2 separate regions of the Homo sapiens genome follow, and region 1 is linked to region 2. The links are chromatin loops, found by intact Hi-C in ENCODE. Cell type or tissue: gastrocnemius medialis. All regions are shown on one strand. Links, peaks and the distances in the headings refer to the core of each region. The heading gives the core; the rest is flanking DNA. Region 1 overlaps FHOD3 (formin homology 2 domain containing 3). Region 2 overlaps FHOD3 (formin homology 2 domain containing 3).

Region 1 (16,892 bases), core at 4,985-9,984, 74 kb after region 2:
GTTCCTCAACACCACCACATTTTTTGCTCATCTTTGTATACTTAGCAGCTGGTAGTGAACACAACAGAACTTCCTCCATTTTCCCATTGGCCACTAAATGGCTGCCGAGTGCAACACTGGCTCTCTCCTGGATGGTTCTGTCTACATCCACCACTTTGGCCCCAACTGGCTTCTCCTCTCCCAGTCACAACATATGGGGGCTACACTTGGTGTTCAGTTTCTGTGTCACCAGCTCACATTATCTGTACTCTATCTCAATGCATTCATGGTCAGTAATGATTTTTGTGTTGCTTTATATTCATAGGATGTTCTTGTTTTTGTTTCTTGAAACAGGGTCTTGCTCTGTCTCCCAGCCTGGAGTGCAGTAGCACGATTATAGCTTACTGCAGCCTCAATCTCCTGGGCTCAAGCCATTCTCCCAACTCAACCTCCTGAGTAGCTGGGACTAAAGGTGTGTGCCACTGCCCCCAGCCCAAAGGATGTTTTATAGTGATCTAAGTTTATATAACATCTTATGGATGGTATTATCTAGAAAGGAAACAAGTTATTTAAGGTCAATATTTAAGAGTTAGAACTAAAACTGAATTGTAGATCCTCTAGAATCAACCTTCCTTTTCTTTATCAACCTTATTGACGAGTAATTCACATGCAATAAAATGCACACATTTTAAATCCAGTTCACCTTTTGACAACTATATCTCAAACAAGACAAAAAATATTTTCCCATAGTTTCCTTCATGTATTTTCCCTATCAATCTCCGCTATTCCCAATCCAGGCAAGCACTGGTCTGCTTTGTCACTATAGATCAGATTTGTCTTTTCTGAAACTTTATGTGAATGGAATCATACAGTATCTGGTATTTTGTGTCTGGCTTATTTCATTTAGCATAATATTGTTAGAATTCATCTAGGCTGCATGCGTCAGTAGTCTATATTGCTGATTAGTGCACCCTTGTATAATGTACCACAGTTTATCTGTTTGCCAACTGATGGACAGTTGAGTTGTTTCCAGTAGGGTGTTTTTAAAAATCATTCTGAGTAAAGCTTCTATGAACCTTGGTGAAATGTTTTTATGTGTGTAAATTTTCATTTTCCTTGGGGAAAGTCCTAGAAATAGAATTGCTGGGTTGAACAGTAGGTGTATATTTCAGTTGATAAGCAACTATCAAACTGCTTTCTAGAGAGGTTGCAGCATCTCACATCCCACCAGCAGAGCGTCAGGTTCCAGTTGTTCCAGGTTCTCCATAAGCTTATATGACCATTCTTTTTATGGTTAGCCATTCTAACATTGTAACATGCAAAACGTAGCCAAGAGATATTAAAGTTCTTGCCTAAAAGCACACAGGCAGTAAGTGCCTGAGCTGTGGTCACCCTGCTGGGCCCCTGAGCCTGTTGCTGGTTGTCCTCCCACTGCATCCTGCCCACTTCTCTGTATGGACCCTTCTGTAACTGTGTTATTCCATGGGAGATGACAGAGGGAAATGGTCAGTTTCATCAGGAAATATACTCTGATTAGGTATTAGGCTCAGAAATATTTATTTAGCTGAGGTTCTAACCCCAGGTTCTCTTTCTCTTTTCTGCAATTGAAGTCTGGCAGAACTTTGAAGCTATATCCACATTGTTTCTTAGTGAGGTTCTCAAATGTGTTGGACTCACCCAGCTGTCACAACAAAGGGGAAGAGACCTTATGTTTGGTATTTTGCATTTTTTTGTTTTCACTGAGACAACTTGCTGGAACTGCATGGCACTCTTGGCTTAGCCCTCCTTACCAGAGGACACACAGCCTGGAAATAAATACAGAGGAAAGTGTCAGGAGGCCACGGAGGATCCACACACAGCTTGTCCGTTTAATGTGTACAAACCTTAGGCTAGGTGTGAATTTGTTATGAGACAAAACCAGTATTTAAGCTGTACTGAACTTGTAAAAATGCCAGTATATATTATTTTACTGTTGTTCTTCTGTTCCCCATTCATTACTGAATAAACTCCCATCAAAACAGTTGTTTTAAATATCCATTCTTTTTTCTGATGCAATTTTCTTTGCTTTATGTGATACTTGCCATAGATTTGTGGCTGTTTCCATCTTGAAGAATACTTAAAGGAAGAACCCTGGCCCCATGGGTTGGGGCAGGTGAACTGCTGAGTTTTATCATCTCTGCACAGTGACATGATTGATGCTGGGTTGTTCCCTTTTGACCCCAGCTAATGATCCTTAACTTCTCTCCAAGGAGTAGATACTCATTTCTTTTTTCTCAAAGTGTTTAGGGCAGAGAGGGTGAACATCTTCCCTATCAACTGGCATTGACCCCGGGAAGGAAGAGGCAATCTCTTTGGGGGAGTGATTGTGCTTTGGAGAGAGACCCCCAGGGCCCAGCTGGGGCCTGTCTGAGCTCAGGGGACCGTCTCACCACCTGGTTAGGAAGACCTGACAGATGACAGGAGGCATCTTATAGCCCTGAGTGCAGTGCCCAGGAAAGGACTGGACTATTCACTGTATGGAGGACATTAGGTATTTTTTAGAAATGTCATTGAGGCCTTAGGGGCTGGAGAGAGAAAGAAAAGTAGTCTTTACTGAGTATCTAGCTTGTGCCAGGTGTGTTTCCAACATGATCATGTTCATCATCACATGGCTTCAGGATGTTGGAATGTGTATTTTAAATCCTGTTTTACTGATCAGAAAACTTAGGTGCAGAGAGGAATTTCCTCTGAAATGCAAATATGGATTTAGGAGTCTGGATGGTGGTATTGTCCAAGGCCATGGCACAGTGGTGCCTGAAATCAAAGTGCAAAGCAGGCACAGGTACAGTGTCAGGATGAGGACTTTGACAGCTGGTGCCATAGATGAAGTAGAGAAAATGGCCCCCAAGAGCAGGTGGGAGACAGGTTCAGGAGCCGAGGGTGGCAGGTTCTTTGAGCTGAGACTGGAGAATGGGGTGCTTAGCAGAGGCCAACACTAGGTCAGTCCTGGCTGCAGTGGGTGCCTCCATAAGAGGGCTAAGTAGTTTTTGCTGTGTGGGGCTGGCTGGGTGGTATGTGGTTGTGGTTTCCAGCCCTTGAGCTAGGGTGGTTTTTGTCTCCTAAATGTTCTCCCCAGAGAGGTGGACCTCACACCCAACTGGAAGGGATGGTTTCCTGTGGATGCTACCAGGAGCCCTGGATGCTTCCAGAAGAGTGAGAGAGAATGGGTTTGTTTGTTTGTTTAGGAAGCCTCCTTTCTTTTTGTGCCCTGCCAGTAGGGGGGTGAGTAGGGCCAGCTGCAGGGCAGTGACAGCCATTGTGCCATGGCCATCTCAGGAGAGGGATGCCCTGTTCACAAGCAAAACCAACTCGGGTGCGTGTTCTTCGTTGTTTTTAAAAGAGAACCAGGATGGGTGCAGTGGCTCACTCCTGTAATCACAACACAAGCCAAGTGGTTTGAGAGCAGCCTGGCAACGTAACGATATCCTGTCTCTACAAAAAATTTAAAAATTAGCCAGGCATGGTGGTAGACACCTGTGGTCCCAGCTACTTGGGACGCTAAGGTGGGAGGGTCACTTGAGCCTGGGAGGTGGAGGCTGCAGTGAGCCATGTTCATACTCCCACACTCCAGCCTGGGTGACAGAGTGAGACCCTGTCTCAAAAAATAAATAATGTTAAAAATAGAACTAGAAAAAGGAATACGTGAGTCTTGAGAAAATATGTAATTCAAATATTTCAACTTAATTTGGAAATTAAGAAAAAGAATTATGAAAGTCCATCACTAAAGAAAATACCTTAAGGTTCTCCAGATCCCTAATTATGGGAAAAGAGAACGTAGAAAGAAAGAGAGGGAGAAGGGAGGAGGGCGGTTGGCCAAGCTATTTTCAGGGCCCAGAGAGACAGCCCTGAGATAGAGACTGAAGAGAGAGGCCAGAAGTAAGTCCCTGGTCACCTGTTTTTCACACTGCTGGCTGCCTCGGGGCAGTTGTACTGCGTTTGAGATGCCACTCATCTGCTTACCTAGGTCAGCAGCCTTTTTAGAGGAACAGCATCACGGTGCTGCCTCCTCCGGGCACCTGTACACAGATCTTCCATGGCTTGGGTGAGCAGTTCAACCTCTCCGCAGAGGGAGGTCTCTGAGGACCCTTTACTCTCTACCATTCTTTGATTCTGGGAGGGAAAATGGCAGGTTTGAAACAGCATTTTGATCTATTAAGTGGCCTTCATCAGCTGACTTGGGCCATTTTGCTTCCACAAAGGGACAATTTTGGAAATGCAAAGATGGGAGCAAATGGACGTGGACTTTGCTGGGGCCCCAAAGCTGACTCATTCCCTCCAATTCAGAGGGAAAAATAGTGTCCTATGAACTAATTCAGAATAGAGGTATAAATGGCTTTGCTTGGGCTTTCCTCCTCAGTAAAGATGAGGATGGGGCCAGTGGGTCCCAAGGTAACCAGACCAAATGGGTGTGGAACTGGGTGGGGCTCAGCAGATGGTAATGACAGGCAAGCAACCACATACATAATTTTATGACTTAAAGTCTTTTGCAGCCTCTTGGTGAATAGCTCTTTGAAGGCCATTTGCCTCCTGCAATAAGTGGGGAGGGCTCCTTCATTTGACACCTTTCTGGGTTTCAGCTCCTGCAATACTGGGCTGTCCTCTTTGTTGACAAATCATCATCTCCGCCAACTGTAAGCTTCCTGAAAACTAGTGCTCTGCCCCATGCATCATTTTACTCTCCCATTTGGCATAGCCCTTGTTGCAGAATGAATGGTCAGTGATTGTTTGAAAGAAGGAAAGACAGGAGGAGTTAGGATTGCCTGCTGAAGGTAACAAAGAAGCATCTGGAACATCCAGTGTCCTAAAAATTACTTGTACCCTTCCCTTTAGGAACTCAGAGTAGATACAGATGTGTCTGAAGCTCATCTATGGAATCCCGGGTTAACTCACGCCTTAGAACACATACACTTGCCCATCAGCATGAACACCAGGCACCTACCCCAGCCAGACACTGCCAGGGGCTGGAGGGAAACCACTGTGGATGAGAGCTGGCCCTGGTGTGGGGAGATCACAGAAGTGTGCATGGACAGATAAGCGATGATTCATGGCAGAAAATGCCAAATCCCAGGCCTGGGGCTGCATGTGTTTGCGGAAGGGGTTGTAAAGAGTTGTGCCCTCCATGAGCCTGGGGACTCTCCCACTTCCTGTAGGCTTGCCTTTGGATATAATTTTTTAAGCAGACTTCATTTTGGGAAAGAGTAGTTTAAATTTTACAGAAAAAAATATTGGGCAAAAATTTGTTCCCATATACCCCCTCAACCTTCTCCAATTTCCCATTAGTAACATCTTGCATGAATGTGATACATTTGTTATAACTGATAAACCAATATTGGCAGATAGTTATTAAGTGCAGTCCATACTTTACATTAAGGTTCACTCTTTATGGTGTATATTCTATGGGTTTTGACAAATGTATAATGGTACTATCCACCATTACAGTATCATACAGAATAAGAGTTTCACTGCCCGAACAATCCCCTGTGGACCATTTGTTCATCCTTCCCTCCCTCCTCCAAACCCCAGGCAACCACTGATCTTTTTACAGTCTCCACGGTTATGCTACTTACAGAATGTCATGGAGTTCACTATGTATGTGTAGTATGTAGCCTTTTTCAGACTGGCTTCTTTCACTTTTTAGAGGAACAGCATCACGGTGCTGCCTCCTCCGGGCACCTGTACACAGATCTTCCCATATACATTTAAGTTTCTTCTGTGTCTTTTTGTGGCTTGACAGCTCATTTCTTTTTATTGCTGAATAATAAACACTCCATTGTATGGATGTTACTAGTTTGTGTATCCTTACCTTCTATGGGTGGGGGACATCTTGGATGCTTTGAAGTTTTAGCCATTATGAATATGGATATGATTTTCACATCTTCTGTGAAAGTATGGCCAAATAAACATGGTAGAGTAGGGCTATGTATTTGGCCCATTTACAGAAAGCAAGACTCCAGAATGTTCTTGGGTTTAGCTAACCTGTAAAGCTGTGACCAGGCCAGATGTTGAGGGAATTAGGAATCTGGATGATATCTGATCCTCCCGTGTTCTTTCCAGTCCTCCACGTGGTCTTAAAAATTAAATCATTTATTGACATATTAGATGCTGGGGACACTATTTTCTCTTCCTCAGTTTCCCTCTTTGCACAGCATTTCTCACTGTGGTTCATTTTGTTCCATGTCACCTCATCTGAACCTCCACTCTCCATCCCCAGGCTCACAGGTTCTGCCACTCCTTCCTCTGGGAACCCTTAGTGTTACCATCACCTTCTCACATGACATTGCCATGGTTTGGGGACATGTCTGTCTCCCCAAATAGGCGAAATTTTATGGAAAAAAGTATTGGGCAAAAGTTTGTTCCCATATATCCCCTCCAGCTTCCCCAATTTCCCATTAGTAAAATCTTGCATGAATGTGGTACGTTTGTTACAACTGATAAACCAACGGCTGAGACTGTTTTCATTTACAATTATAACCTCATGCTCAGCATAGCACCTACCTAGTAGATAACCAATCATTAAGATTATTGTAGGGTTTATATACTCATAAGTATTTAAAATGTGATTATAATCCAAGGGAATTGGGATTTCAATAAGTTCTTCTTAAGCAGTCTTCTGTCTTACCAGGTCTCATGACCTTGTCATTGTTCACGTGTAGCCTCCTCATCCTCAGGCTAAATCGGGGGTACCTCAAGCCTCCACTACTCACAGTCATCCCCACAGACAAAAGGGATGAGTCAGACTTCTCAAAAGCAAAGCCTTTGCTTTGGCATGTGTGTGTTTTCTCTCTGAATTTACACGGTGGCATAAATGTCATGGCTAGGATGTGAGTGAGTTTCAGTGGCTCAGTTGTTTACCTTATTTTTATTGTACAATCACATCATACGGCCAATTCCATTTCTGTTAGCCATTTTCAGTTACTCTTCTGCATTTCCTTGAGGCTCCAGTCCCAGCTCTGGGGCCAGCATCTATGGTACCTCTCTGCCTACATTTCTTCACCTGTTCAATGAAGATGTTGGATTCGGTCCATGATTTTTACCCTGCAGTTCACAGAATGTCCTGAAAGACCACAGGAAGTTTCTGGGCATCCATATCCCTGAAATTGTATTAACATCTTGTGTATCTGAACTTTTTCTTTTCTTTTTCTTTTTTTTTTTTTTTTTTACAACTTGTATATGGAGGCCATAACTCCAACAAGCTTCAAAATCACAGGAAAATAAGATTTCCAAAGTCCGACCAAGCAATTTTTTTTCACTGTAAAATAAAGTTTTCGTGATGCCACATTTTCTCTTGAAAACATCAGCAGGTAATAATGGAGTGAGGCTGCGGGTTGAAATGAGCCATGCTTCCTGGGGGTTCGTTTGTCACGTGCCGCATTTGAGTTCTTGAGAACAAGGTCTAGAGTCCAATTCTCTTGCCTCACTCAGTGCTGACAGTAACTTGGGTTGCGTGCTTCCTGGCTAGGGAAATGGGCGTCACCCAAGCCTGGCCAGTCATTTTGTAGAGGCTGTCTTGGGTCGTGTTTCAGAGAGTTGTTTTTCACCAACTCTCTCTGACTGGTGTTTGAAGAGCAAATGGCACACAGCTAAATGCCTGGCAGATAAGGAGCTAATTTCTCATGGCTGCACCTGAAAAACCATGATGGTTGTATTGTCAATAACTGCTGCCAACAGACTGTCAGTGTAGACCTGGACATTGCGCCTGTGAATAAATCTCCTCTTGAAACGTGGTATACTTTGCAGCAGCCCAGGGGAAAAAGGAAAGTTATTGTCTTCCCTGAGCAGAGGAGAGGCTCTGGGGACGTGGTCCAGGTTTTCCCACGGGGAGCTTCGTTAATGTATTTGACACTTGATGAGAGAAGCATGTGCTGTAATTATTAGTCTCACAGTTCAGCGATTTTTATAGACCCCAAAGCGTGATACTGTAGATGTATCTTTCACTCCCCTACTTCCGTTCTTGAAGGGGATTTTTGTTCCTCCCCCTACATATTCTTTCACTGATGTAAATTGGTTCTCATTTTTCTCATTGGGCCCTTCTAATTAATGTTCTGGTCTGTCTTTCCCCACACACTGAAGTTTTCTTCATTGTGCTCTTGGCTGAACAGGAAGCATAGCACCCCTTTGGCTGTACTTTTCAGCACTGATCTTTGTGGGCCACAAAGGGGTTTTGAGACAAAGCAGGAATGGTCCCCAGGGGTCTCCAATGCTTTGCCCTCTACTCTTGTTATTACAAGCTAGTTTACAGCATAATACATGATTGCAACTATTAAAGGGACATAGTTCATTTTAAAAGGCAAGAAACATGGCAAGAAAGGATGGAGGGGCAGTTCTAAAGACTTCCACAAATAATGTTCTGATTACACCTTCTTGTGGTTACCAAAGATAAGCTTCTAATTGCATTTACTCAAAGGCTAATGCTACCCAAATGAGTATACCCCAGGCAGATTTAATTTGGAAGCGGTGGGAGAAAAAATGCATATGTTTCTTCATTTATTTATTGGCCAAGTGCAAGCTGTACTTAACCTAAAAGTAAGGGATGTATAATCAGCCTGCCCCCAGCTTCTCCCCAGCTGCTGGAATCAGCAATCAGCAGTACTTCTCCAGGACCTTCTGCAGCCTTAGCTCTCATTGGCTGCTGGCCACCCCTTGGGGCTGTGCTGGGGGGACCTCTTTGCACACCTCCCACCTGGCAGTCCCAGAGCTTCAGGAGAAAGGCAAATCTTAATGACTCCAGTTTGATCTCAGCCCCCATTTCTGCTTTGAGTTTTACTGTTATACTTTTTTTTTGTTTGTTTGAGAAAGAGATAGAATTTCTGCTGGTAGGTAGAAGAGGATCCAGCAGGCATTTCCCTATGTCAGACGTCATGCCCAAACCAGCAACTCTGATGTGACAGCCCTGTCACCTCCGCTCTGTCGCCAAGGCTGGAGTACAGTGGCATGATCATGGCTCACTGCAGCCTTGACCTCCTGGGTTCAAGCAGTCCTCCCACCTCAGCCTCCTGAGTAGCTGGGGCTGTAGGCCACCACCCCTGGCTAATTTTTGTATTTTTTTTTTGTAGAGGCAGGATTTCACCAGGTTGCTCAGTCTAGTCTCAAATTTCTTGGCTCAAGCGATCTGCCGGCCCTGGCCTCCCAAAGTGCTGGGATTACACGTGTGAGCCACTGTGCCCGGCCTTTTTATGCTTTTTTGACATTCACCAGGAAGGGACCCACAGTGTCATGTCTTGGTTGCTCAGCACCTTTTTTTCCTTGATGCTCTGATTTAGAGCTTTCCACCTGAGTCTGGGATGGCAGGAACCATCTGCTCCCCTGCAACCTCCCCTGATTGGAGCTGTACTACCCTCACTAACATGTGTTCATGGCCAAGGTGAGCAAAGAGAAGCAAGGAGAACCTCTGCGAACTCACGAGAAAAGTTTGGGATTCGCATATAGGTGAAGCCTCTGCAGCTGCCCTCTTGCTGGCTTAGGGTAGTCTACAGCCCCCTTCTGCACCACATGTGGAATCTACTTTATTTTGCTTTGCCTGATTTTCAGGCAGTGGGCACACTTGAATTCCTTTCCTTGAGATTCAGGAGCTGTTAGGACAGTCTATACAGTATATTGCATGTAGCTGGAGGGTCAGTGGACCTGCAACTAGGCTGTGCCAACCACAGATTGAAGTCATATGTGCACATGCCTCTGCACACACACACACCCACATATACACGTGGGAGACCCACACAGTGAGCACAGCCTGCAGAGTAGAGAATTGGATTGCAGAACTAGGGAGCACGATGTCTGTCAGTCATCCTACCTCGAGGAATCCTTGCACACACCTGCATAACCCAGACTGAAAATACCTGAATCTACATAGACAGGCTGCTTCTAAAGAAGGGGTGATTGGAGTTCCATAGGAAATGGATCCAAGAGTGATGTAAAGAATGTCTTTGGGAATCTGGCAGGCCAGGTACCGTTCCTGGTTGAGCCCTTCACATTCTAGTCTCAGCTGAAGGAGAGGCCTGCACAGCCTTGGTGAAGTTTCTGTGTGGTGAAACTTGGATGCAACACAAATGGAATGCCTGGTTTCTTGAACTTGGAATGTTACCCAGCAGATAAAGCTCCAGAGGACACCTCACATGGCATTGTTAGTCCTGCAGCAAGGAACCCAGGCCCTGGGCTGTGGGAGGAAGTGCTTCTCCTTTGGTCTGTGTGGGCCTCTCTTGAACCACATCAAAGGGCTGTCACATCAAAGTTGCTGGTTTGGGCATGATGTCTGACATAGTGAAATGCCTGCTGGATCCTCTTCTACCAGCAGAAATTGTACCTCATGTAAAATGACAAATTATATGTCATTTACAAACATCCTTGCATCCTAATCCTTCCTAAGCCTCTAGGTAGACTGAGGTGTCTCTTAAAATGTATGTTACGAATCAACAGAATAAGATAGGTTTAGGCAGAGAGGCTTTTTGGTACCACTGTTTTAAACATAGCAGGTAGCTTTGAGTTTTAATAAAGCACTATGATTTCATTTTAAACCACAGTATTGTTCTTTGTAGAGAGAGAATGTATTATGGAATTGTCTTTCCAAAGACAGTACTCTAGAGTAATATTCCTTTAAATAAATATTTTGTTACTTTTATTTCAACCATGATGATGACGCTAGTATTGCTCTCGTGATATAGGGAATAATGCATAACATTTGTTAAAATATTGAATGCTTATAAATATTAAAGGTTTGCAGTAGTTCAAGAGAAGGTATCTGTCAAAAAATGAAACATCACTGCTAGCCATTTGTATGAAGGATAAAAAAAGTTACAATGTAACAGATGCCACATGGTGGGATTTCTGATCAAGACCTTGTCTGGTGCTTTATACCATAGGGAATTAAAAAGAAAAGCATTTTAAGGGAAATTTCAGCCAAAATAGGTAATATTTTTATATAGATTAGCTGTTCTTTTGAGCTTTGATATTGAAAAACAAAACTTACATTAACATTTGTGAATCTGCAAAGTCTGTAGTGAGAATTCTCTTGCTTAAAACAATAAAAATCATTATTTGGGAACAGTACTACATATTTTCTTACTCAGTTTTGTTTGAAATAGACAATTTAAACAAATGACTATAAAGGTTTTGTTTTGAAAATTAAAGATAGTTGGAATGAAAAGTACTTCTCAATTAGAAATTGTAGTTTATTTTAATTAAATGACATTTGGCAAAAAAGAGGAGAGGTTTTTGGCACCACTGGGAGATATCTTTGGCATTTGTAGAAGGATGCTGTTTATCAAAGAGTTTGAGATGGCGTCAGAACCTGCCTGAGGTCTTTGGTTCTAGTGCCACTGAAGAGTAAGTTGTGATGTCGCAGAGGTTAAAAATACAGTGAATGCATAGCAATTAGAAGACAATGGTCAGATTGCATGTAAGCAAGATGCAACTATATAAGAAATTCTACATAGATAGTTTAAAAATAAAAGGATAGAAAAAGATACACCATTCACTAACCCAAAGTGTCCATATTCATATCAGAAAAGTAGACTTTAAAACAGGGAATATTGACAGGGATGAAGAGAGGTATTACATAGCAATAAAAGTTCAATACACCAAGAAGCCACAACAATCCCAAATGTAAGCACACCTACCAACAGAACTTCAAAGCACCTAAAGCAGGAACTCATAAAGATGAAAGAAGAAATACACAAATCCACTGTAATAGTTGGAGACTTCAACTCTCCTTTCACACTAATCTATAGAACAAGTAAATGGAAAGTCAGTAAGAATATAGAAGATGTGGACACCACTATTACTCAATTTGATATAGTGGATATTTATAGAACAGCCACTCAATAACAGCAGAATACATGTTCTTTTAAAGTGTACATGAGACATTCACCAGGATAAGCCATATTCCGGGCCATAAAATAAGCCTTAATAAGTCTAAAAGATTTGATAAAGTATATGTTCTGACCACAAAGAAATTAAATTAGAAATTAGTAACAGATATCTGGAAAATCTCTAAATATTTGGAAATTAAACAATACACCTTAATAAACCATGGGTCAAAAAAATCACAAGGTTAAGTTATTCCCCTCTGAATTCAATATTAATAAAATTTTCAAATAAATGAAAATGAAAACAATATATCAAAATTTACAGGAAGCAGTTGAAGCAGTACTTAGAGATGAACTTATAGCATTAAATACTTCTATTAGAAACAAGACGGGTCTCAAATCATTTAAATTTCTACCTGAAGAAACTAGAAGAGCAAACTAAACTTAAAGCAAACGAAAGGAAATAATGAAATAGAAATCAGAAAAGCAGTAGGAAAAAACCTCTAATGAAATCAATAGCTGATTCTTGAAAAAGGCTAAAATAAAATTGATAGATTTCTAGTCACTGACCAAGTAAAATAGAAGACACAAATTACCAATACCAGGTATAAAAGGACATTGCTACAGTTAATAAAAGGATGACAGAGAATATGAACAGCTTTATGCCCATACATTTAACAACTTAAATGGACAAATTCCTTGAAAGACACAAATGAACAAACTTCATTGAAGAACAAAGAGATAATCAGAATAGCCCTACATTAATGAAGAAATTGAATAAATAACACAAAGTCTATACAAATCCCTTCTGAAAGCAGAAGGGGAAGGAGTACCCCCAACTCACAAAATTCGCATTGTCTCAATATTAACACCATTGCAAGAAAAGAAACTATAAACCAGTATTTCTTATGATTATAGATGCAGAAATTTTCAACAAAATATTAGCAGTCATTCTCAGCTGATTTTTTTCTAATATTTAATTTGTATTTTAAAAACTGATTATTTTGACTACAGCACCAAGTAGTAAAACCTTAATGATCAGAACACAACTAATGATGATCTTCATTTAGATGAATCAGAAACAATAATATGTCACTAGTAACTAAAGGAGACTTTAACTGTGATATTTTGAGTCTACTTATGGCATATTTCTGCTTATCATCTGCTAACAAGTAAGAAGGTCTAATGCAAGCCTATTGCTATTTTTGTTTTGTTTTGTTTTGTTTTGTTTTGTTTTGTTTTGTTTTGTTTGAGACAGGTTCTTGCCCTATCACCTAGGCTGGAGTGCGGTGACATGATCTCAGCTCACTGCAATCCCCACCTCCCAGGTTCACGAGATTCTTCTGTCTCAGCTTCCCAAGTAGCTGGGATTACAGGCATGTGCCACCATGCCTGGCAAATTTTTGTATTTTTAATAGAGACGGGCTTTCACCATGTTGACCAGACTGGTCTTGAACTCCTGACCTCAAGTGATCCGCCTGCCTCGGCCTCCCAAAGTGCTGGGATTACAGGCCTGAGCCACGGTGCCCAGCAGCCTATTGACTTAAGAGTTACCTGGAATTGGCTCTTTTCTACTGATGTTCTTCCTGGATAGGATAAATCTGGTCCACTTCTTTGGGGGTATACATGGCCCATGCTTTCACTTGATAGTTTTATTCTTATTTATTAGAAGTAGTATTAGCAAAAAACAAAGTCTTTTTCTCTGGGATTTGGGGATTCTCAGATGTTAGCTGTGAAAGCTGGAAGAAGTGTGATCACCCCAGAGACCAGGGTTCTACTCCAGGCGTGATGCAGTAGGAAACCCACTATTTATTACTCATATGTTGAGGCCACACAGACTCTTTAGAGGTCAGCCTGAGAGTCACCAGGGCCTTGTTTCTTCGGGTCAGAGATGAATTAGATGTTCAGATTGGGGATGGTTGATTCCTCTGGAGCTTTCTAGGCTCCTACTTTTTAGAAAGGTGATGCATTTTTCTCTTAATCACAACTCTTCATAATTAGCAAGTGTTTGTGGGCTGCATATTGTATTTAGAGGTGGTAGATTCCATAGTGGTCAAACAACAGGGAATCTTTGGAGTCACATACCACTCCCCAGACCCCCACCCTACAGTATCTTGCCCCTGCCACTTAGCAGCAATATGTATTAAGTTGTGAGTTTGGAGGAGCCTGCACTGCCCCAGGATGTGAGAGAAAACCACAGTGTCTGTAATACAGCAAGGGAGGGGGCTGTGTGACCAAGGGCTTGGCAGACCGTGCAAAGGATTTTGGATTTCATTCTGGCTGCGGTGGGCAGCCACTGAAGGGTTTAAATGGGGAAGTGATGTCATCTAGTGGGAGTTTCCACAGGAGCCCTCTGTTCTTTGCCGGAAGGCAATATGTCTGGTAGGGAGACCTTTGAAGAAATGACTGCCAAGCAAATACTGAGCTTTACCTATCTGTGTCCTGTTAAATCTCTCTCAGTGGGGGCCTATCCATTTCCTGGGCCACTGTGAAAAACCAGCATATCCTTTCTGTCACTAGACTTCTGCAAACTCTTCTGGGGCCATTTGTTCCATGCCACTTGCACAAGGGGGGAATGTGGCTCTGCCCTGTATCCCTTTAGGCTAGAATTGAAGCCCGAGGTGGTTGGCCAATGACGTGACATTGTTTTGAATGCCTTTATTATATCTAAACACTTTAAATGATATTTTGCATTCCACTCCATAGTACACATGCTTAATTTAACACAGAACCCATTTTCCTGTAATACTGTCTGTTCCCATTTTACAGATGGAGAATCCAAGGCTTAGAGATGTAAAGTGTTTTGTTCAAGGTCACATAGCTAGTAAATGGTGATACCAGGTTTGGAATGCAGGCAGTCTGATTACTTAGCCTTTGCTCCTGATAATTCCATTCTTCACTGTGGTATCCTAGTGCCTCGAACTGTACCCAGCAGGTTCTCAGTAAACATGCGTTGGGTGATTCTATTGGAAAAGTCTGGCATCGGGTGCTAGGAATGCAACCCTATGCACACCTGAGCCACCTGGATCAGGACCAAGTGTGGGTGCTGGGAGGCTAAGCGGGATGTGTGCTCCTTGGTGTCCTGCATAACCAGAACAGGACTCCCTCCGGTGTGTCTTCAGCACCTCGCAGCACCATCACTCTGGCCAGCTAGTAATTGTGGCATACTCATCTGTCTCTCTAGCTGCATGGTGATCTCTGGAGGATGGGCCCTGTATTAAGCTCACCTCCTTCTTCCTGAGGCCTGGTCTAACTCATATATTTGAAATGTGACTGCTCAACAGTGGGCTTATGGAAGTCAGCCCAAGTCTTCAGCCAGAGAATTCCAAGAGTGGGATCTTTCATCTGCCTTGCCCATGGCCAGAACCATCCTTGAACATGAGTGAGAAAACAGGCCCAGGCAGAGCTAAGGCTGGCTTCCTGCCCAGAGGCCCTCATGTGACTAGAAGGAGCCAGCTAGTCCGTAGAGCTGCCATGCTGCCCTTGGGTCTCCCATGCTGCCTAGGGAACCCTAGGGCCTGAGGAGCGCTCAAGGCAGCCAGCACACCCCAGGAACAGGAGATGCAGAAAGCATGGGGGTGCAGGGCCTGTAAGGCAAGGGAGGCATGAGGTAGAAGGATGGATTCTGTTCTGGCTGCGTGGGTTTTTCTGGGTATAGTTGGCCATCAAGTGGAAATAGTTTATAAACTGGAAAATAGGGTCTGCAAACAGCTGGAAATAGAGATCTGGAGAGAGGAAGGGTGGGAGATGAGGGTGAAAAATCTAGGTGATAGTTGTCAGTGATAGCCAGAGTGGATTTCTACCTGTTTGAGAGGGAATAGGCAAAAGGGCAGGCCCCAAATCTGTCCCATCTACACATTATTCCATGCCACCTGTCACACACCAGATATGTATATGCAACATTCTTCTTATGGTTGGGGGTAAGGTCTGTATCCTGAATGAAATGAATAGGCTTTCATTACCTTTCCAGGGATAGTTTTGTTATCATTCATATCCTGTCTGTGTTTTCACTGTCAATAGAGTCAGTTTAATTAATTTATATGTTTTATTCTTTATTTCAGAAAAACTATACAACTCCAGCGGACGAGATTTGAGAAGGGCCCTCTTCTCCCTGAAGCAGATATTTCAGGTAAATAGGAAAAAAATAAGTACTTACCTGTTTTTACATTGCTGTGAAATTAGATACAGGCAAGCTTCTACCTGTACTTGTTATGAAAAGGAAGGACAAATTTAGATTACAATATTTATATTTAGATTACAATATACATTAGGTCATAATATCAGTTGAGAATTTTTATCATGTCAAATATTTCAAACATAATAAAAAGTAAAGGTAACTTTATCACATATTTTTCCATATTTACTTCTAGTTTTTTTTTTTTTTAACTATTATTATACTTTAAGTTCTGGGACACATGTGCAAAATGTGCAGGTTTGTTACACAGGCATACATGTGCCATGGTGGTTTGCTGCACCCATCAACCCATCATCTACATTAGGTATTTCTCCTAATGCTATCCCTTCCCTAGCCCCCTACCCACTGACAGGCCCTGGTGTGTGATGTTCCCCTCCCTCTGTCCATGTGTTCTCATTGTTCAACTCTCACTTATGAGTGAGAACATGTGGTGTTTGGTTTTCTGTTGCTGTGTTTTCTGAGAATGATGGTTTCCAGCTTCATCCATGTCCCTGCAAAGGACATGAACTCATTCTTTTTTATGGCTGCATAGTGTTCCATGGGGGTATATGTGCCACATTTTCTTCATCCAGTCTACCATTGATGGGCATTTGGGTTGGTTCCAAGTCTTTGCTATTGTGAATAGTGCTGCAATAAACATACATGTGCAAAGCCTATTAGAGGTATAACTGAAGACCTGTGTTATGCTCCCCCATCCCAAACAACCTCTTTCCACCCTACCCCCACATGCATGTTTCCTAATGGTAAATATTCACCAACAATATGTGATATTCTTTTGTATGAACTGTATACATATGTGATCATGTTGCATATATATCCTACTTCTGCTTACTGAGAATGGGATAGGTGTAGGCATAGCTGGTGTAGCTCTGATTGAAGAT
Region 2 (16,892 bases), core at 7,732-12,731:
ATGCCCATTTCAGGGCCTGGTATACAGTAGGTACTCAATAAATGTTTAGTGAATGAATAAAGAAGACATAGTTTGCAGTGAGTCTTTAGGGCTGACCGTCAGATACAGACTTTGGTATGTGGAAAAGCTAGAGCTTTGGCCCCAGAGCTCTGGGGGTGTGGCCTGGGTGGTTGCTCTGGCAGCACAGTGGCAGCTTGGGGAAGAAGCACTGCCCTGAAGGTGGCTTTGGGGTGGCTTATTCCACTCTTAACCGTCCCTTCTGCCCCTCTGTTGACCTAATATGTTGCTGTTGGAGAAAACAGGGCAATAATGCCCATGAGAGGAGATGATCAGAAGACAGGGCGTTGCCCGGGTGTCCCATGCCTGTCATGATGCTGTGAACCTCCCGGAAGTAGAAGGGCTTTACAAGCTGTAATTCACATACTATACAATTCACTCACCTAAAGTGTCTGATTCAGTGGTATTTAATATTGTCACAGAGTTATGCAACCATCACTACAATTTTAGGACATTTTCATCATCCTCAAAAAAAACACCACACCTATTCACAGTCACACCTAATTTCCCCCCTGCCGTCTCCAATCCCTGGTAACCATGAATCCACTTTCTGTCTCTGTGGATTTGCCTATTCTAGATATTTCATTTTAAATAAAATCATATATAGCCTTTTGTGTCTGGCTTCGTTCACTTAGCATAACTTCTCAAGGTTCATCCATGTTGTAGTATTCATTGGTACTCCATTCCTTTTTGTGGCTAATATTCCATTGTATGGATACACTACATGTTGTTTGTCTATTCACCAGCAGATAGACATTTGAGTTGTTTCTATTATGAATAATGCTGGTATGAACATTTATGTACAAGTTTTTGTGTCAACATGTGTTTTTACATTGCCTAGGCATGTACCTAGAATGGGATGGTTAGATCAGTTAGTAACTCGACATTTAGCGTTTTAAGGAACTGCCACATGATTTTCCAAAGCAGCTGCCCCATTCACATTCCCACTGGTAATGTATGAGATTTCCAGTTTTTCCACATTCTTACCAATGTGGTAAGAATTTGTTTTTGTCTGTCTCGTTGATTATAGCTGTTTTTAGTGAGTTTGAAATTACATCTCAGCATGATTTTGATTTGCATTTCCCATGTGGCTAATGACATTGAGCATCTTCTCATGTGCCTATTGGGCATTTGTATATCACCTTTGGAGAAATGTTCTTCAAATCCTTGGCCACTTAAAAAATAGGGTTATTTGGCTTTTTTTTAATTGTTAAATTTTGTAGGAGTTCTTTATATATTCTGGATACAAGTCCCTTATCAGATATACGCTTTGCAAATATTTTCTCCCATTCTGTGGGTTGCCTTTTTGTGTTCTTGATGATGTTCTTTTAAACAGAAAGTTTTTAATTTTGATGCAATCTAATTTACCCAGTTTTTTCTTCTTTTTGCTTGTAATTTTAGTTTTATATCTAAGAAATAATTGCCTAATCCAAGGCCATGAAGATTTACTTCAATTTTTCTCTAAGACTTTTATCATTTTAGCTCTTACATTTAGGTCTCTGATCCATTTTGTATTTAGTGTGAGGTAGGGGTCCAATTTAATTTTTTTTGCATATGGATACCCAGTTGTTGTAGCACCATTTGTTGAAAAGACCATCCTCATATATTTTTGATGTTAATAAATACATTTTAAATTTCACTTTTAAAACTTTTAAGTGCTTTTGTAAATTTCTTTGGGATCCGTTGTGAAGAAAATTATCAAAATAATGTAATTCCTCAAAGGGTATCATTTGTTACTATGTGATCCTGAATGAGGAATCAATTGATTTCTTATCTGTCTATATTTGAAACTAACATTCATAAAAGGATATTTAACCATTGAATTCTGGCTCTTAAGACAATAAAATCTGGCCTCTAAACACCTTTTTGTTCCTATTTTTTAGTGGCTGCATTTCATCTTATTTTACTTCATTTATTTTTTATGTTAATTGCCTTATTTGCTTTTTATTTTTGTCAGTATAATATAGAGTAACCACATTTACAATGTTTGCAGTACAAAATAGAGCAACTGATCCTGTGGGTTTATCTCCACCACCTGGCCTGAGTGGCCCAGGAGAATGCTGTAGTTATTAATTTTCAAAAAGGGTGAAGAACCAAGATTCTGATTCCTATTTTTAAAATGAAAGCCCCCTAACTTATTCCAGTGCCTTGGCACTCTCCTGCCTCTAGTCCTAAAACAAGGCCACCATGTGGCCATTTGGGAGATTGACCTGCCCACTGGCTTTTTCTCTTTGGGTAGCTGCTGCTCCAAGCAATGGCGCCTCCCTTGGCCTTTCTTCTCTCACCTACAACCAGATGCTCCTAAAATAGACTCTTCCTGGTGGCCCATCTGCAGAGCAACAAACCACTGGAGTGGTGAGTAGGATTTGAGCCCTTTGTGTAAAGTGTGTGTAAAGTGCTTGCCTAATTATAACCAGAACTGTTTCCCACAATCCCCCATCCCACGCAGGCAGGAAGGGGCGGGGCTGGAGGGCAGTTAATATTGCTCAGGGTCATTGCTTTAGGGGATGGGTTGCAGGGGATTGAAAAGCTGCTCAAACTCACTGCTCTTTCTTTAGCAAGAACAAATGTGATGAGGGGATCCGTATGAATGCAAGTCCCTTCTGTATATATGTTCACATCTGCACTTGGAGAACAATTTGAGAAAAAGCTCCTTACCAAGATAATTAAAACTACTTTAGTTCCAGTATTTTAAATTAAACTAAAATTTATAGAAATATAGCTTACTCTAAGGGGAAAAAGTGATACCAATTTTAAAACACAAATAAAAATGTTGCTGCAATGCATATAATTTAAAATCAGGGTGATTGACAAGTGACAAGGACTAAAATCAGATTTATTCTTGAACAGCTGGGAAAGCTATCCATGTGTCTTGGAAAGATATTATGCGATTTTCCCCATGTAAAAGTAAAAATGATTCTGGAGAAGAGTTGCCCAGATGAACCTCTTCTTCCCTTAAAGAGAGACTTAAGGTAAAGAGAATTTGCTCTTAAAGCCATTTTATAAAAGTCATAATACTTTTTGCTACAATCATTTCAGGCTTTTTTTGTTTTAATTAAAGGATGTTTGCTGTTAAATAAAATTAAGGTTAAAAATGTTAGGTATAGAAGTCTAATGTTGAAAATTGTACAAAAAGCCGATATATAATGAAGAATGAATGATAACAAGAATTTTCTCATCTTCCTAGCAGCATGTTGCAGTGGGTTTCTGGGGCAAGGAGTGGTGGGGATGGAAGCTCACAGAGGTCATATTGTTGCTTTGGAACTGGTGTCCTAGACACCTACCTGGAGCCTTCACAGGGCCACTGCCCACTGGTGGGCACATGGTGAAACTTCATTCAACAAAAAGACACAACTGAAGATCTGGCAATGGGCAGGGCCAGAGCAGAGAACTGCACCTTTCCCAGAAACACAGTTGTGTCATTTAGGCACCCTGGTTTTCAGCAAAAGGCATCAGAAATTTGTCAGAAAGGTGGACTGTTCCTTATATTTTCCAACATAAGACCAATGTTGTTGTCAGGTTGTGTTTGGAAAAAGAACCCTTAAGAAAAGATGCCTTGGTGATGGGTGGACAGCGATGTCACAACTCCTCAGGGGAACAAGCTCATTTTCCGGGTGCGCAGCTCAGCCTTGCCTGTGTTCAGCTCCATCTCCAGAACATATACATGGACACCCCCATGAGTCTGTGGCCCCTCCCAGAGGTTTAATATTTCCTCTAGTAAAAAAGTTGAAAGCATGGCACACTGGATTTGGGACCTAGGAACATGGCAGTGGGTTCTTTTTTGGGCTGTGAGCTGAGGTCAGGCCTGCTGAAGGGAGGAAGATGCCCATGCTGCTCAGCAGGCCTGGCATGACCATGTCTGCTTTCCTTGTGGATTGCAAGTTGCTTTTGGAGTTAAGATTAACTGTCCCACACCAGATCTCTATTTATCAAGCACAGCTGCACCCCTCATGTTAGGCAGCCTGGATTTATGTGCTTCATTCATGGCAATGCTAAGGGACACTTAGAGTTACCAAAAGACCTATGTTCCCCTTATTCTCCAGAATTCACAATGCCCTACATATAACTTAAACATTTTCTTAGTGTAGTAAAATATACATAACAGAAGAATTCCATTTTAACCATTTTAAGTGTACATTTCAGTGTCATTACTTACATTCACCATTTTGTGCAACCATCACCAAAAAGTGTCTTCAAAACTTTTTCATCTTCCCTAACAGAAACTGTAACTATTAAGCATTAACTTCCCATTCTACCCTCACCTACAGCCCATGTAACCTCTAATCTACCTTATGTCTCTATGGATTTGCCTATATAATTTTTAAATTTTATTTTTTAAAATTATTTTAAGTTGGGCTTATAGAAGCAAGGTTTACAGAAGAGTTTCAGAGTTTCAAAAGAGGACTTGAGGTTTTATAGTTTTTCAGCTGAGCACATTTAACTCAGCAGGTCCACCTTATTTGGCACACTAGGCAGTTGCTAGCAGAGATGAACAAGATGGAAAGAAAGATGACTGAATTCTTGAGGACCCGTCATGTATCAAGCACAGGAGTAGCTGCATGGATGCGCCGTGACTTTAGCTGCTCCTCATGACAGCCTAAGTGAGCAAGTTATTTCTGTTTTAGGATGAAGAAAGCAAAGCTCATTCACATAAAAGTCCTATTAAAAGTTGAGATTGAAAACCAAATCCTACTGACCTCAGATGTCCATCTCTTCCTATTACTTACTGCTTCGTCCAGAGTGCATAAAGGACACGTAAGGGTGGAGTGTGCATTTCCATCCATTATTACATTTAGCCGAGTGAGTTCCAGAGCCAAAGGTGGCAGCAATACCAAGGAGAGCTGCTGCCCATCATGCCACAGAAGCTCCTGTCTTACCTGAAGGCTCCAGCCACCCAGCCACTTGTCCACCCGCATCAACTCATCCCATCATTCATTGGTGCCAGTTATATGCTGGACCTTGGGGGATGATCCCGTGGCCCCTGGTGGCTGTGATGCCTGTGATGATGATGGCAACAGTGGCGGCAGTAGAAGCCACCATCCCCACTGTTTATTGACCACATTCTGTGGGCTGAGCCTGGGTAGGACGTTTCAGGAGTTTTAACCCTCACAGCCTGCCAGACAGGTGGCAGGGGGTTTCTGGGGGCACAGGGAATGGAAACTCACAAAGGTCAGATTGAAGCTGTCAAGAGATCACTTGGCTTGTGGCAGCAGGAGGGGCTCCTGCAGGGCTGTCTGACTTCTAGCTTACCCTCTGTGGTGGGTGGGCAGAGCCCCTTTTCTCTAGGCCATTTTCTTGGGCAAGACATGGACACCTCAGTAGCCAAGGGACCTGGCTAGCAGGAGGGGGCAGTGAGTTTGGGAACTGGGGAGCAAGGACCACAGCGGGGGATTTTTGGGCACCTCCATTTCTGAGTCCCCTCACCAGGAGGGCCTCACAGTGTTTCAGGGAAAGTGTGAGGCCTCTGTCGAGTGCCCATTTTTCATGGACAGTGCAGGCTGAGGTGGGGCAAGACCCTGATGACTAGGGCCATAAGAGAATAAAGGTGAGTCCACTGCCAGAATTCTGTGGTTAGTGCTAATTCACTTTTCACAAAGGAGAGGCCCATCCTGAATGTTTGTTCAATCATATTTCACATATATATCTGTCAGGTTTATGATCTCATTTTGTTCTTCACAACAAATCAGCAAAATTGACTTAGGAGGGAGCAGTGAGGCTGAGATAGGGTGTAGGGTGAGAATTGATTAGGCTGTCAGAGAGCAAGAGAAAGGGGAGAAAAAGTGGTTCTGAAGAAGAAAATGTGACTTCTTAAAACCTTGTCAGCACGCAAGGATTTATTCATACATCATTAAAATTTAAATTACATGATTTGGTCTGTCACTGAGGACAAATGGTTCCTTTTCAGCTGCATTTTGTTTGAACTGTTTTATTCAGGCAACTTAATTGGTTGATTATTTTAAAATTTGCCAGGCTGCAGTAATCTATATTTAGCAGAAACCCAAGTCATACGGTAAGTCATTTCCAGTAGGATTAAAATTATCAGCATGTTTCTCAAATCTTAAAAGAAATGCCAAACTCTGGACTATGTTCAGTTTTGCATTCTTAATTTCAGGCAGACATTTTCATTCCATTGGCATGTGATTCTTTTTCCAAGACTACATAATAAGGGTGGCATTTTTCCTTTCCATGCCGCAGCAGCCCTGCAAGACAGAGAGAAAGAAATTTGGTCTTTGATTGATGAAGTTTGGTGACCTAACCAGATGACTGTCTTTCTCTTCCAGACTGCTTAACTCTCAAATCAACTGGAAACAAATTTGTTTTTCAGACATATTTCAAGCACATTGAATAGCTGAATATCATATACATAGGTGTCATTTTTTATTTATTTTTTTGAGATGGAGTTTCACTCTGTTGCTAGGCTGGAGTGCAGTGGCATGATCTCGGCTCACTGCAACCTCTGCCTCCCGGGTTCAAGCAATTCTCCTGCCTCAGCCTTGCGAGTAGCTGGGACTATAGGCGTGCACCATCACGCCCAGCTAATTTTTTTGTATTTTTATTAGAGACAGGGTTCCACCATGTTAGCCAGGATAGTCTCGATCTCTTGACCTCGTGATCCGCCTGCCTCGGCCTTCCAAAGTGCTGGGATTACAGGCGTGAGCCACCATGCCCACCCAGGTGTCATTTCTTAACCATCTATGATTACACTGAAATATGAACAGGTGGCTTGAACGTTATTTAGGAAGTGTGATGAGTCCGTAAGGTCTGTCATGTGGGCATCTCGATTCACATCCTGGAGCTGTGGCCTGTGCCTCAGACACAGTTGCCTGAATGAGCCATGATCTGCTCATTAGCACACCCTCCACAGCCATTGGGTCAATAGCACTTACTTTGTTCAGTTTCTACTCTCTGCTTATTAAGGATATGTAATTTTGATTTGTGAGGTTGTGCCCATGAGTCCTTTCTCCATTCCAGTTGCTGTCAGCTTAACCTGGGGCTCTTGGCACCTCTGTGTTGGACTTTTGCATCGCTCTCCCTGTGGATTCTCTCCCAGCTCTCCCTTCCTCCATATGCTTTGCAGGGTGATCTTTCTGAAATGCAGATCTGATTGGGATACTTTGTCGCTTAAAACCTTTGAAAGCCAGCCCCTGCTCCCTTGCCTTCAAGCCACCTCTGTGTCCTTAGAAGAGTGTACAAGCGCTTCCTCCTGCCAGCCCAGTCTCCTTTTTCCAAGCAGTTCAAAGCCAGAGGCATCTATTTCTTCAATTCTACTTCATTCCCACCCACCACTCCCACCCTGGCTCTTGGGTGAGAAGTACTGAAGGAAATCAGAACATATAGATATATATACACATACACACACGTACATACACATGCACAGTTTTTTATATATACACATATTTGTAATTTTTTAAATTTAACTTTTAAGTTCAGGGAGTACGTGTGCAGGTTTGTTATATAGGTAAACTTATGTCATAGGGATTTGTTGTACAGATTATTTCATCACCCAGGTATTAAGCCTAGTATCCATTAGTTATTTTTCTTGATCCTCTCCCTCCTCCCATCATCCATCCTCTGATAGGCCCCAGTGTCTATTGTTCCCCTCTATGTGTCCATGTGTTCTCATCATTTAGCTCCTACTTATTAGTAGGAACAGGTGGTATTTGGTTTTCTGTTCCTGCATTAGTTTGCTGAGGATAATGACTTCCAGCTCCTTCCATGTCCCTGCAAAGGACATGATCTCGTTCTTTATTATGGCTGCATGGTATTCCATGGTGTACATATACCACTTTTTCTTTATCCAGTCTATCATTCATGGGCATTTAGGTTGATTCCATGTCTTTGCTATTGTGAATAGTGCTGCAATGAACGTGTGCATGTGTCTTTATAATAGAATGACTTATATTCCTTTGGGTATATACCCAGTAATGGGATTGCTGGGTTGAATGGTAGGAAATCAGAATATATATATGTGGCTTTATTTCATGAGATCATATACCTTAGAAGCCTCTTTCTATAATCACACACTTTGTTGTTGATATTGCTCTTCCATATATTTCTGTGCTAGTGAGGGATTGTTAAAAAAGGACGATAGCAAATATGAAGCCTTTAGCCAACTTCCCCTCCCCAGATATTTGAAAAACAATTAAGCCACTCAGTAAATGAACTGCCTTAGAGAAGATTATAATGTTGGCCTTAATTTCTTTTACCAACTTTCCATTTCCTTGAAATGCAGCTAATCAACTTATATTAACTGTCCTGGAAAATTTTTTGGTTTACAGAGCTTTTTGTTTTTAAATTGTTACCACTAATTTAAGAAATTTAGACTGAAAATGTTACTTTTAATAAAAAGGAAATGTCTTAGACATATTAATGCATATAATTTTTCATATCACGAGGTGCAATCATAGTGTTTGGTTTTTGCGGCAAAAATGACACTTGTCAGTTCTCACTTTGATTTGCTGACACTCTTGCCCCTTCAGGGTGGGTTGCCATTTGGAATTTGGAAATGCTGTGGCTTCAATCCATTTAGACAAACATATCCATTTCTGATTAGATTCAGAGTGGTTGTGGTGATCTGAGTATAGATGTCCATAACAGCTTCACATTTTCATGTACTCTGAAAAGGAATTTTTTAGAGGTTATTATTTAGAATGTCTAATTCCAAGTGAAGATTTAGGGGTGGAAAGTTTGAATACAATGCTTTATTCTCTCATTGAAATTTTGTAGGAAGCTCATGGGTTGCTTTTGCAAAAGCAATTTGAAGATATTCCACGTTAGTTTGAAAGCTTTGTATTTAAGAATTAGATTGTTTAAGGTTTGGGAGTACTTCTGTGAAATTGAGGTCATGGGAGTTTAGGTTTATGATGATGAAAGTGTGTGTGGAAGGCACATGGCAAAACGTTGACTTTTGCTACTCAGTTTTTCTTATAGGTCACAGGTTGAATTCTTTTTATCAAAATCTGCATGTTCTTGCCAGTTGTGGTGGCTCACACCTACAACCCCAGCACTTTGGGAGGCTGAGAGGCAGGAGCATCTCTTGAGCCCAGGTGTTTGAGACCACCGTGGGCAATATGGTGAAACCTGTCTCTAATAAAAATACAAAAAATTAGCTGGGCATTGTGGTGTGTGCCTGTAGCTCTAACTACTTAGGAGGCTGAGGTGGGAGGATTCTTGAGCCCGGGAGGCAGAGGTTGCAATGAGCCGAGATCGCGCCATTGCACTCCAGCCTGGGCGACAAAGTGAGACCCTGTCTAAAAATAAAATTAATAAAATAAATCTGCATGTTCTTTCTATAAATAGGAATTTTATTTTCATAAATAAGACTAAAATAGTGGTCTGGGGGGAATTAACACAGTGGGAGGGGAAGAGTAAAAAACGTGTATGGTTCTAAAAAGAACTTACAAGGTTAAAATCATGGTCTATTACTTTTATAGTAGGTCTGGCTATAAAGATGTTAAATTTTTACCAAGTATCAAATTCAAGGAAAATGTTGTGAAATAACATTGGATGCATTCAAAGGAATTTTAAAATAATTATAATTTGCCGTCTTCTCCTTGGTCAGAGGGTACTTTGGAATCTTACTTTGAGCTGTGCAGGCAAAAGGAATTATTCCACTTTTCTCTATTTGGCTTTGCTCTGTTGTTGACTATTCCTCTTGAGTTCAAGTGGAGGCCTCCTGGACAGCTGGTGGCCAGGGCAGCTGTAGTGACCCAACTCTAGTGTGCCCCTCCCAAGGATGGAGCTCCCAGTTTAGCTGTTGGGTTTGTACATAAAATGCCACAGCACAGCAGTCTGAGCTCTTGCTTTCTGTTTAAATAAAAAGGCAGATGCTTCACACATGTTTTCATGAATTTATATAAACCATGGAAGGAAAGAATGCTGATATTCAATAGGAACCCTGTAGCAACTTGTTACTTGTAATTTTTAGGTTTACTGTAAGAGCAAATGCAGAAAGCAAACCTGCATCTGTGCTGACACTGGGTTGGGACTAACCCATGCTCTTTTAAGTGCCTAAGTAGTGGGTGAATGGGGCATCTATAAATAGTGAGTTAGTGTGTCTGACAGACCTCAGAGACTGGAGGGATTCCTTGGGCCAGCATTGTCTCATGTGGCCACATGTGGCCAGGGAGGAACACAGCTGAAGGGAAGGAAGTGCGCTCTCTTTTATCCTTCTTTCCATATCAAGAAGAGTAGATCCTTGAGTCAGGGAGCTAGCCTGCTGAGGAGCGCTAGCTCTGGAGCATGGTCTACTGGGCAGACCTAAAGTAGGACTGAGAAAAGCTTTGCCACTTCCTTGAGGAAGATACTGTATTGGCTTCCATGACTTCCGGAGGCATCTGATGCCTCCCAACCGGCTACCCTGCTAAGTTACACTTGATTAACTTTTCTGTCTCCTCTTGGACTCAGTGTTTTATGAAGCTGAGCTTCTCTTGGAATGCGGAGCCTGGAAAGGGAGGAAGTGTGCCCTGGGCATTCCTTACAGTTGTACTGGATTCATACTGATCCGTCCACACTCTCTCGGGCCTCTGTGACAGCGCCAGGCACATGTCACTGTTGAATTAATTGATGGTGTACACTTGTTAGCAGATGAGCTACAGTTGAGGGTATAGTCTGTGGCCATCAGATACAGTCAGATGTCATGTGGGCCAAAACTTACAACCTTGGAGTCATAAACCAGCTGTGAACACCCAGGAAATGAATCATTCCATCTGAGCCAATCTGCAGTCTCCTCTCTCACTTGCCACCTGACACTGTAGCACCCCTTCTGGTGTGATTGAAGAACTTCTAAGTGCCAGCCTGCCCACACCTGGTGATGCACCAGTGTCTGTGTGCTGCCTCGGGAGGTGACTGTGAGATATGAGGATCTTATATAAGCTAGTAGTTTTGCATATGGCTAGCCCTTGTTGGCTCGGGACAGCTGGTTTAACAACCAGCCCTTAGATGACACTGGGTAGAAATTTGATGTTAAGTATTTCTCACTCCCTTATTATAGGATTTTTTAAGAGCAGTGTTTGCCTAAAGTCAGAACCATCTTCTAGGAGAGGGGTCAGGTGGTACTGCTAGTTTTTGGCCAGTTTCTTTTAGCTTATCTGTGATTCACTTAGATGGTTGATACATTCCTTGCCCATTCTGGTGGCTTTCTGACCATGGGGGACTGTCTGGTGGCAGTGCAGGATAATAAGTAGGAAGGCTTATGATCTGAGGAGTGTAAATAGTAAATGGAGACATCTCTTGTTAGTTTTTCATTTCAGCTGTTGACTCCTCAGTAGTGCTGGATTTTTTATGTTTATCACTGTCTCTTTCACCCCCACCCTCTCTTACCCAGAAGACAAATGGTGAGGTTAAATTTGGCCATGACTCAGCCAAAGTCTGGTGGTGGCCATCAGGAAAGAGTGTCAGAGGTCTTAGAATTGGCACTCGGGTGCTTGAACTGTTTTTAGTTTTCACTAAAGTTGAAACTATTCTGGTTGAACTTATTCTGGTAATAAGCTGAAAACAATGTGCTCCTGGGCATGTTTCAAAAACTAAAACATTTTTTAAAATGGAAATATGGATTAGGGTAGCTTGCCACAATGATAGTCACGTGTAGGGAAATACACACAAATTGAACTAAGTCTAACTTTTATGCTTAGATAACAAAAAGATACTTTTGAATTTACCAAATATTCATTCAAGCAGTCACCAATGAGGCATCTGGATAGCTTCTTTTGTAAGACTGTCCTTATTCTTATAAAGTTAGTTGGCTCTGAAAACTTTACTTCAGTTGATCCAAGAGTTTGAGTTGATATTTCAAGGATGTTAAACTTTGCAGCCTAAAACAAAACTGAGATTGCATATGATTGGTTTTTATGGCTTCCATTTTAGAATGAAAAAGACGATAGTGATTGGCTTAACTTTTTTTCTCTCTTTAGAAAACATTTCATAGCGGTAAAGGTGACATATACTGTTGAAAATGTATAAAGGTAGCTCTGGGTCCAGGGGTGTTGCTGGCAGATTTTTTGAAATAATTCTCCAGAATCAGCAGTCAACAAGAAAAGAACAGTGACTTGCAACCTGGAAATCCAGCTGGGACTGCCATGAATGTTTGTGGTAGTTTGGGATCACATGCCGGTTCTAGGGGACAGCAGGTCCATGCTGGTTCCTGGGTGGCAGCCCCTGTGTGGATAGGCAGTCTATAGTGTGGGGGAGTGGGTACCTGAAGAAAGAGACCTGTAAAGGAGTCAGCATAGCACCCCAAAGCCCTCTCTCCTGGACTGGGAGACAGTCATAACTTTTGGAGTGGCAATGATGTTTCAACAATGTATACAAACCTTATTCTAATTTTAAAAAGCTATTTAATTAAACTCCATATTTAATTTTTTTGAAAAGGTGGCACATTCACATGGTTGCAACTTTGAGAAGTACACAGTGATTTATAGTAAAATATCTCATGTTGTTATTCCCTCTCACCTTCGACTTTGCTCTCTGCTTCCTTCCCTCAAACTTCCCACTTGGCCGCCACATGTAATCCTTGTTATTAATTCCCACATGTTTTTGTGGATGAAGACAAATATATGTAATTTACTCCCTTTTAAAAATAAAGGTAACATACCATATATACTTTTTTTTCATTTACTATTTCTTGGGGCTCTTCCTATACTAGTAAATAAAGAGCTTCCTATTTCTTAACAGCTGAATAATATTCAGTTCCATGTATATAGGAATCCTATGTAACCTATCCCCTGTTGAAGGATAGTTAGTCTGCTGTCTATTCTTGGCCATGGTAAACAATGCTGCAGTGAATAACGTTGCATATATGACATTTTGCACATGTATAAGTTTACCTGGAGGATAAATTCCTGGAGGTGGGATTGCTGGGTCAAATGGTCTGTGTACTTGCAATTTTGATAGATGATATCAAATTGCCTTCCATAGGGCTTGTTCTAATTCCCTTTCCCACCAGCAATTTGCAGCCGATCAATGTGAATGTGGTCTGAGGTCCACCTCACTCTGCAGGCTGACCTAAGGGGCTGCTTTTCTCCAGTGCCCCAGCAGTAGCCCTGGCTGAGAAAGCCTTTTTGAGAAACAAAGGATTTGATTTATTTTTGAAAACGTTAATTAGCGTCCTTAAGTAAACATTTGATAAATTAAATCTGATTAATTTAAGCATTGACTGAAGCCATTTTTATCAAACCTGTAGGAAGGGTGTATCAGGAAGATGAGCAATCAGCTGAAAATTTTAGTATTTTTGAAACTGAGCAGAAAAGTGTTAACATTTTACCATGTCACCATTTTAATGTGAGAAAGGAAACCTCCCAGCAAGAGGTTGAGAAATGACAGACCAGAGTGCTCCTGTTGTCTCCTTCCTAGGTCATTCCCCTTCGTGGCTTCAGTTTCTCTGCCATTCCTGGAGCTCTGCTTCCTGGAGGTACACATGTCCCCCTCACCCTTGATTCCTCCCCGGCCCTCGATTCACACCCCCCCCAAACTTCATGTTCAAATCCTCATTCTGCTATGCTATGCTATTCTGCTATGAATTCAAAATTTTTAAGTAATGAAAACTTCGATAAGAGCAATATACACTTACGATTTTTAAAAAGCTATAATTTTTATGATTTAATGCCATGATTACAATTTTAGGATCTCATTGGAGATCAGATTGGGTTTGACTAGAAAATGAGCAGGTGTGGAAAAGGAGGTTGGAAATGGTCTGAACTGAATTTGGGTGAAGATCTCAAAGTACATAGAACAGCTGATGTCATCTCAGCATATTGTTTCACCACAAAAGCAAGGTCATCTAACAACATTTTGTCATGGTGAATCTGATGAGAATTCCTAAGTACACTCTGAGAATAGAAAGAAGGTGGATGCTGCGGAGGGGGTCTGCATTGGAAAACCTCTGCTGCCATTTCAATGCATCGAGCCACCTTGCCTTATTATAGTGAACAATAGTAGAAGTACCTGGAGGCTCCATAGAGGGGCTGTGTGCAGTGAGCATAGTGTCGAAGCACCATGTGTCAACAGTACACACTTCTGAAGGTGGAAGAAGAATGACATGAGAACAAGAAAGAGAAATGATTGCAGGCTCTTACATAAATGCAACTGATACGTGGGTTTTTTACTAACAGTGGCATAGAATGAATACAGTGGTATAGAATAACATATTTAAAAATAAAACAAGAATCCCTATTCTGTTTCCTTATCCTGCTGCTGTTTTTCACGGCAATCATCACCTTATACACTCAGTTCTGTATAACACTTGTTTGTAAAACCCGTATTTGTTTCAACATGATTGACATATTAGGGGACAATTTGAGCATAACGTGGATTTCACATTTGCTGGTATAATTTTGTTTGCAGAAGCTCTAGGTGAATGCAGAAAACTGCCTTCAGCTGAACCAAGCCACACAGCAATACACAAAACACACACCTACACACACCTAAAGCATCTCCCACCTACCTCAGTTCATGTCTCATTTTTTGAGCCACACCCATCCACATGTGGAGTTCCAATATTCTCATTCCTGATGATCCTCTATCCATCCCACAATTACAAGCCTTTCCGATGCCCACTTCCACAAGCACACTTTGGTTTCTTCACAGTACAGTGCCACATTTTTTGTAGTATTTATGTATTTCTAAGCCACTTAGTGTGTATAAAACTGTGCTGTGCTTTTATTAGGCTCCTCTCTTTTTTCCCCGTATGCCTTCTGGTGTTATTGTGAGATTTTTTTTTTAGCAACGTGTATGTTGTATTATAACAGAACTGCCTGACTGTGATTGACTTGGGTTTATTGTTCATGTTTATTGTCTTGTCCCCTCTCCTCCTCCTTCCCTGGTAGAATGTCAGTACGTGAGGGCAGAGCCTTTTGATGGGTCACTCACTGTGGTGTCCTCAGCACCTAGAATGGTGTCTGGTGCAAAGAAAGGCTCAATAAACATTTGTTGAATGAATGAATCTCAGATCATTTACTGGAAATAGCACTCTAACTATATTCTGTTGTAAATTAATGTTCTATAATAAAGAATTACAGCAGTCTACCCTTGTTTACAATTTGGCTTTCAGTTACCTGTGGTCAACTACAGTCCAAAAATATTAAACGGACAATTCCAGACATAAACAATTCATAAGTTTTCAATTGTCTATTGTTCTGAGTAGCATGATGAAATCTCTTGCCCTTGTCCCTAAGCTGAAATCATCCCTTTGTTCAGCGTTTCTGTGCAGCATACACTACCTGGCCATTAGTCACCCAGTGGCCATCTCAGTTATCACATCGGAGCCATTGTGGTACAGCAGTGCTTGTGTTCATGTAACTCTTATCTGACTTCATAATGGCCCCAAAGCACAAGACTAGTAATGCTGGCAATTCAGATAAGCCAAAGAGAAGCCATAAAGTGCGTCCCCTAGGGAAAAGGTGAAAATTCTTGACTTAATAAGGAAAGAAAAAAATTATATGCTGAGGTTGCTAAGATGTACAGTACATAAGATATTTTGAGAGAGAGACTGCATTCACATAACCGTTATTACAGTATATTGTTACAATTGTTGTCTTTTATTAGTTATTGTTGCTAATCTCTTATTGTGCCCGACTTATAAATTAAACTTTATCATAAGTATGCATGTATACAAAAAATATAGTATACATAGTATCCAAGGATTCAGGCATCTACTGGAGGTCTTGGAATACATTCCCATGGATAAAGAGGGACCGCTATATTATAGTTAAGGGACGTAGAATGGCTAACGTAGCTTATCAATGAAGGGGAGGGATGGAAATGTGGAATGTAGGTCACCCAGCTTTTTAAAATTTGTATTTAAGAAAAGCTTTATGTTCTAACAACCTTTAATTCAAAGCCAATTAAAAGTAAGAACAATCAGAATAATAGCAAAAGTGGCCAGATCCATGAATATAAGGTTATGTTCATTTAGTAAAGATAGTGGGGAAAAAAAGAGACCCCAACAGTGGCGCTTGACTCCAAAATAATTTAATATAGGAAAAATTAAAAAGTGTATAAACATGATGCTTTGATCTGGGTTTGTTTTAATGAAAATTCTTGTTATTGAATTGTTGCTTTAGCACCAGTCATGCATATTTAATATATGTATATGGTTAATGCTCAGTAAATGAGGGCATGTGTTGAGTGTGTACCTATAATTGGTAGTTGGAATAATAGATATATATGTGTACATAGACACATACTTATATGCATGTGACTTTGTGCTGCAACTCTGGGAAGCACTTCACACACTATTTCTTTCTTTCTTTTTTTTTTTTTTCGAGACGAAATCTTGCTCTGTAGCCCAGGCTGGAGTGCAGTGGCGCGATCTTGGCTCACTGCAAGCTCTGCCTCCCGGGTTCATGCCATTCCTCTGCCTCAGCCTCCCTCCCCAGCAGCTGGGACTACAGGCGGCCACCACCATGCCCGGCTAATTTTTTGTATTTTTAGTGGAGACGGGGTTTCACCATGTTAGCCAGAATGATCTTGATCTCCTGACCTTGTGATCCGCCCGCCTCAGCCTCCCAAAGTGCTGGGATTACAGGCATGAGCCACCGCGCCCGGCCTTCACACACTATTTCATTTCATCCTCACAGCAGCTCTACATGGTAGGGGTTGTTATTTTTCTCATCTTTCAAATAAGGAAACTGGGGCACAGATAGGCTAGGTAACTTAATGGGGGTGATACAGCTGGTAATTGGTGAACCTGGGACTGTGGTGCAGAGCCCATGCCTTCATGGGTGCTGACAGCATTTAGCTAGGTCTTGGTGATACCAGTTAAGAAGATTTGTCCCTTGCCTTCCAGGAAGAAGCCATGGAGTTGTCAGTGGAAAATCACCATGAGATTGGTGCACAAG

Evidence for each region. A loop is a pair of places that touch in the nucleus more often than their neighbours do. Peaks named below come from ENCODE experiments on the same cell type or tissue, not always from the same donor. Only the 100,000 strongest peaks of a DNase experiment are listed, where the experiment ranks them.
Region 1: a loop joins it to region 2, with 2.5 times the contacts of the local background. A loop is called at or near these places in 1 of 110 quality-filtered maps.

The regions. Positions count from the first base shown.
Region 1 is chr18:36,486,055-36,502,946 of GRCh38, forward strand. It overlaps FHOD3 (formin homology 2 domain containing 3), which reads left to right. Exons shown (of 29, transcript NM_001281740.3): 4 at 15,878-15,945. Among named protein-coding and RNA genes, the nearest start is that of FHOD3, 200 kb to the left of the region's middle. RefSeq lists an enhancer at 14,147-14,196. In gastrocnemius medialis, for the core only: no CTCF peak of the experiment used is centred there; a DNase peak (open chromatin) is centred at 7,457; H3K4me3 peaks cover 678 bases; H3K27ac peaks cover 1,606 bases.
Region 2 is chr18:36,409,603-36,426,494 of GRCh38, forward strand. All of the region lies in intron 3 of FHOD3 (formin homology 2 domain containing 3), which reads left to right. Among named protein-coding and RNA genes, the nearest start is that of FHOD3, 120 kb to the left of the region's middle. In gastrocnemius medialis, for the core only: a CTCF peak has its summit at 10,831; DNase peaks (open chromatin) are centred at 9,771, 10,149, 10,789 and 11,435; H3K27ac peaks cover 2,121 bases.